Linked DNA regions of Homo sapiens: region 2 is linked to region 1. A link is an interaction called in ENCODE POLR2A ChIA-PET data of the cell type or tissue named here. Cell type or tissue: IMR-90. All regions are shown on one strand. Links, peaks and the distances in the headings refer to the core of each region. The heading gives the core; the rest is flanking DNA. Region 1 has its middle 31 kb from the start of DUSP2. Region 2 overlaps STARD7-AS1 (STARD7 antisense RNA 1).

What was found. ChIA-PET counts read pairs that join two places held together with the same protein. Peaks named below come from ENCODE experiments on the same cell type or tissue, not always from the same donor. Only the 100,000 strongest peaks of a DNase experiment are listed, where the experiment ranks them.
Region 2: POLR2A ChIA-PET joins it to region 1 with 11 read pairs; 6 of 35 experiments call an interaction of 5 or more read pairs at or near these places.

The regions. Positions count from the first base shown.
Region 1 is chr2:96,174,849-96,177,765 of GRCh38, forward strand. No RefSeq gene overlaps it. Among named protein-coding and RNA genes, the nearest start is that of DUSP2, 31 kb to the left of the region's middle. RefSeq lists an enhancer at 1,142-1,321. In IMR-90, for the core only: no CTCF peak of the experiment used is centred there; a DNase peak (open chromatin) is centred at 1,283.
Region 2 is chr2:96,231,829-96,234,745 of GRCh38, forward strand. All of the region lies in intron 1 of STARD7-AS1 (STARD7 antisense RNA 1), which reads left to right. Among named protein-coding and RNA genes, the nearest start is that of SNORA112, 19 kb to the left of the region's middle. RefSeq lists enhancers at 2,194-2,263, 2,274-2,423. In IMR-90, for the core only: no CTCF peak of the experiment used is centred there; no DNase peak of the experiment used is centred there.

The DNA of each region.
Region 1 (2,917 bases), core at 260-2,759:
CTTGTTCTAGATTGAATTGTATCCCTCTAAAATTCATATGTTGAAGGTCTAATCCCCAGTATCTCAGAATGTGACCCTATTTGGAGATAGGGTGTTACAGATACAGTTAAGATCAAGTCATAATGAAGTAGTGTGGTCCCTAATGCAATATGACTGGTGTCCTTATTAAAAGGAAATGTGGGCAACACGTGCATGCAGGGAACACAAAGGCAGGGACTGGGGTGATGCAGCTCACACGCCAGCAACCACAAAAAGCTGGGACAGAGTTCTAGAACATTCTCCCTCACTGCCCTCAGAAGGAGCCAGCCCTGCTCACACCTTGCTTTTGGACTTCCAGCCTCCAAAAATGTGAGACAATAAATTTTTATTGTTTAAGCCACTCAGTTTGTGGCACTTTGTTACAGCAGCTGATTATGACCAAACTAATACACTCCTCGTCCAGGGTGTTCTTAGGGTAGTTGGGAGTGGTTTTAAGGCTTTACGGCATGCATATTATGAATTCTAAAGATTTCTCCGAAAACTTCGCCAAGAAATTACACAGTGGAATGGAAAATGCATTGGATCCCAGAAGACCAAGGTTCTAGACCAGGGAAGAGCTGTGTGACTTGGAACAAATGCTAAGCTCTGAGCATCGTTTATAAATGAAAGATCTGTACCTGATGCCCTCTAAAGTGCCTTTCAGCATTAAACTACATTTGTTTAAATATTGGGCTCAATCCTGTCTAGGGAAATGCAAACTGAAATATACACACATACCCTGAACAGTCCCAAGCCCCCAAAAGCAGAGAACATTTTAAGAAAAAAATTTAAAAATAACAAAGTAAAGACCGGGTGCTGTGGCTCACACCTGTAATCCCAGCACTTTGGGAGGCTGAGGCAGGCGGATCACCTGAGGTCAGGAGTTCAAGACCGGCCTGGACAACATGGTGAAACCATATCTCTACTAAAAATATAAAAATTAGCTGGGCATGGTGGCATGCACCTGTAAGCCCAGCTACTCAAGAGGCTGAGGCAGGAGCATTGCTTGAACCTGGGAGTCAGAAGTTGCAGTGAGCCAAGATTGTGCCATTGAACTCCAGCCTAGGCAACAGAGCAAGACTCCAATGTCAAAAAACAAAACAAAACAAAACAAAAACACCAGACTGCGCAGGAGCTTGCTGACGAGCTCAGAAGGTGGTAGTGGGACAAATATAGCCAAGCGAATGCTCACCTGCCTGCATGATCACCACGAAACCCTGTGATTGGGCTTCCCATGTGTTTTGCTTACAGTGGAGATGACCCTGGTCGGGCTAGCAAGGCCTGACTCATCCTGCCAGCATGTATTTCTTGGACTGCTAAATGTGTCTTTCTCTTGGGAGCCTGGTTAGACACTGAGTTCAACCAACTCTGGTCTCTGACATGGTGGAGTTTCCCAGCCCACAGAACTGAGGTGCAGCTCCTGGGACACAGAAATGCACACAGCTGACCACTCCGGAGTCACCTGGGGACACCCCAACCTGCACCCACAAAGTTTCCCATTTCTGTATCTTCTTTTTTTTTTTTGAAACGGAGTCTCACTCTGTCGCCAGGCTGGAGTGCAGTGGCACGATCTCGGCTCACTACAACCTCCGCCTCCCAGGTTCAAGCGATTCTCCTGCCTCAGCCTCCCCAGTAGCTGGAACCACAGGTGCGCACCACCAAGCCCAGCTAATTTTTGTATTTTGTTAGAGACAGGGTTTCTCCATGTTGGCCAGGCTTGTTTTGAACTCCTGACCTCAAGTGATTCGCCCACCTCGGCCTCCCAAAATGCTGGGATTACAGGTGAACACCATGCACAGCCCACTTCTGTATCTTCTGTATCTTCTGATGGAAAGGGAAGATTGAACACATCGGAAAAAAGGAAACTGGATACCAAAACAGTTCCTTCTTCCTCTCCCATCACCTAAACTTTCCAAATGAATCCTGACCTCCAGATGTAGAACCACAGCCCAGGCAACTACAATCACTTGCGTATGGAAATGGGAAGTGTGCCAGATACTTGTGTTAATCTAGACAATGCTTGTGTTCCAACAGAGGAGCAAATTAGCCAACAAAAATATCAGACACAAGACGTTTAAAAGTAGAAACAGAAAGATATAAGAAAGAAAAAAACACACACACAAATAAGGGCAGGGACAGAAAGTGGATCTAGAAATGAAGCAAAAATACAAGTGCAGCAAGGCGTAGTGGCTCACCTCTGTAAACCCAGCACTTTGGGAGGCTGAGGCGAGCAGATTACGAGACCAGGAGATCAAGACCATCCTGGCCAACATGGTGAAACCCCGTCTCTACTAAAAATACAAAAATTAGCCAGGTGTGGTGGCACACACCTGTATTCCCAGCTACTTGGGAGGCTGAGACAGGAGAATCGCTTGAACCCGGGAGGCGGAGGTTGCAGTGAGTCGAGATCGCACCACTGCACTTCCAACCTGGCAACAGAGCGAGACTCTGTCTCAAAAAAAAAAAAAAAAAAAAAAAAAGCATGCCTGAGAGTCCTATTCCGGACACTGAGGCCAAGCAGATTTCTTCAGAGGGTCCTCAACAAGGACTAAATGTCTAAATTCCTGAAGAAAGAGGCACCGCTGATTGGAGATGGGCAAAGGCTATTAGGGTTTTCAAAAAGGGGATGAATTACAGGCCAATTGGCTTGATGTCGATGCCAAATAAATTCTACATCTACTGAGTTCTAGACTACTGAAAGTTCTAAAACATCTACTGGCGATTTTTCCCTTTTTAACTGAACCATTTGGTCCTTTGAAGTGATTCATTTAAAGTTATTTTCAGCTATAATTTGGCAAAGACTCCCAGCTGTCCTCCATTTCCATTCTCCCTTTCTTGCCCAGCAAATCACCTCTGAATTTTAACTGGGCACATAGCTGCTTAAAATATAAATTATTTC
Region 2 (2,917 bases), core at 227-2,726, 57 kb after region 1:
TTTGGGAGGCCAAAGCTGGAGGATCACTTAAGCCCAGAAGTGTGAAACCAGTCTGGGCAACATAGCAAGACATTGTCTCTACAAAAAAAAAAATTTTTTAAGTTAGCCAGGCATGGAGGCACACGCCTGTAGTCCCAGCTACGTGGGAGGCTGAGGTGGGAGAATGGCTTGAGCCCAGGAGATCGAGGGTGCAGAGAGCCATGCTTGCACCACTGCAGTCCAGCCTGGTGAGACAAAGTGAGACCCTATCTCAGAAAAAGAAAAGAAAATATCCTGAGTTGCAAATGCCCTGAATACACCTAACCTACAGGACATCATAGCTTAGCCTAGCCTACCTCAAACATGCCCAGAACACTTACATTGGCCTACAGTTGGGCAAAGTGATCCGTCCATACAGCCCACTGTAGAATATTGGTCATCCAGCCTAGTGATCCTGTGGCTGGCAGAGCTGCACTCACTGCTGCTGCCCAGCATCACGAGAGAGCATCGCACCACATATCACTCACCTAGGGAAAGATCAAAATCCAGCATTCGAAATACAGCTTCTACTGAATGCACATCGCTTTCGCATCATTGCTGAAGTAAAAAAAATTAAGTTGAACCTTCATAAGTCAGGAACTGTCATGACAATGTCATCTTTTCTTCTGGGCCCCACTCAAAACTGATAGCCTTTTAAGTTATTCAGAAAATGGGTCAGAGAAGAACATTGAAATGAGGTATACATTGCCTTCAAAATCCAAAACCACTGGGCATTGTGCCTCTTAGTGGTAGTAGGGCCCAGCTTAACATGCCCCAGACCGTTAGGCCCCCCAGAAGGTTCACTGAATGTTTGTGGGATTTATTTCCCACCCTCTGGCATACATATATCTCGTCAAGGTGGCTAGAATAGTTACTACTTCTAATCAGCATATTATCAACACATTAGATGAATGTGATGTCCTGTGGAGTAGAGAAGAGGACAAGGTCTCCACAAACTAGATGATGACAGATGACTGCGAATTGATACAGTCCTGAGTTTGGATAACGAATAGGTATTGCTAGCCCTGTCAGCTCAAAGCAAACTGCTTTTGATGGTCTTTACTAAAAATTGCTGAGGAAAAAAGCATTCATCAGATCAATAGCTGCATACTTTGCTCCAAGGGATGCATTGATTTGCTTCATGAATGAAGGCACACCTAGAATAGCAGCTGCAATTGGAGTCACAACCTAATTGAGTTTATAATAATCCACGCCATTCTCTTGGATCCATCTTGGATCTGCACAGGCTAGAGAGCTAAGCTGAATGGAAATCATCAGCTCTGTGTCTTTCAGATCATTGATTAGTGGTGGAACTAATTTCTGCAATCTCTCCAGGAATGCAGTGCTGCTTTTGGCTCACTGCTTTTATAGGTAGAGGCTAACATTTATATGGTTTGTCTTTTTTTTTTTTTTTTTGAATAGAGTTTCGCTCTTTTTGCCCAGGCTAGAGTGCAATGGCACTATCTCAGCTCACTGCAACCTCTGCCTCCCGGGTTCAAGCAATTCTCCTGCCTCAGCCTCCCAAGTAGCTAGGATTTCAGGCATGTACCACCATGCCCAGCTAATTTTGTATTTTTAGTAGAGATGGGGTTTCTCCATGTTGGTCAGGCTGGTCTCGAACTCCGACCTCAGGTGATCCACCTGCCTCAGCCTTCCAAAGTGCTGGGATTACAGGCGTGAGCCACCTCGCCCGGCCTCCATTTTTTTTCAATTCAGCATAATTTGTATTGTCTCTGAAACTCAGCTTCCTCATCTGTGAAATACAGATAATGATGCCAGCCTTACTTGTGTTCAGAGGTTGTTGTAAGACTCAAATAAGATTGTGTAAGCTAAAATACATTACAAACTGTAGAACCCTCTACAGGGTATAAGGAATAAGCGCTAGAATTATTATTACCTCCTTCCATCCCCTCTTATATAGAAAATTTAGATTATAGTCCCCTTGTTACTATTTCAATCTATGTTTTTTGTTGTTGTTTTTGTTGCAAGTACTTGGAATCCACTCAAAGTAGTTTAAGCATAAATATGGAATCGAATTTGAAAGATCCAGGAGTGTCTCAAGAAGCTCAGAATTCACAGGCAGGAAAGGCACTTGCGCATCATAAGGTGGTAGAAAAAGGAACTGAAAAGGCATTGGGAGCTGTGGCCATGAGAGTGCACTGCTCACATCTCTGAATGCAGGGGAGCGTAACATGGCCCCCTGCTGCTGGGCTATGAAATTCTGCCACTGCATTTGCACTGAGACCACCCTTCTTGTGAGCTGCTCCCACCCGGTGACTGAGTGCAGGCCTGCCATACTAAGGCAGGCCCATTTCTGGGATATGGGGACTCCTCTGACAGGTGGCTTTGGCACAAGCACACCTCATCAGCTCTTGCAGAGCTTTCTTAGAACTACACTACGTTCTAAGCTGGGCATGGTTAGGCATGTGTAGTCCCAGCTACTCAAGAGGCTGAGGGAGGAGAATTGCTTGAGCTCAGGAGTTTGAGGCCAGCCTGGACAACAAAGGGAGACTGTCTCTGAAAAAGAAAGAACTACACTGCGTTCTAACACCTCCTCAACCCAGCCCTCCTCCATTCCTGTCTCCTGGCAGGGGCTACACCTGCATTGCAGCTCTCCCAGGCTCTTCCGGCTTCCTGCTATTCGCTTCACAAGTGTTTTCCCAGCACATCTCTTGCACATTTAGTCCTATCTGGGCATCTTCTCAGAGGACTCAAACCTTAGGACAGGAACCTAAGTAATTCCTCTTTTGCAACTCCAAGTCTATGTGGACTCTTATTTTCTTTCTACTTTTCTACTTCCTTTCTGCTTTACTCTTTCACCCAACCCCTACCTAATCTTCTCAGCTTTTCCATTTATATAAAGAAAAATGTCTGACCCAGTTTCTAAATTTACAAATCC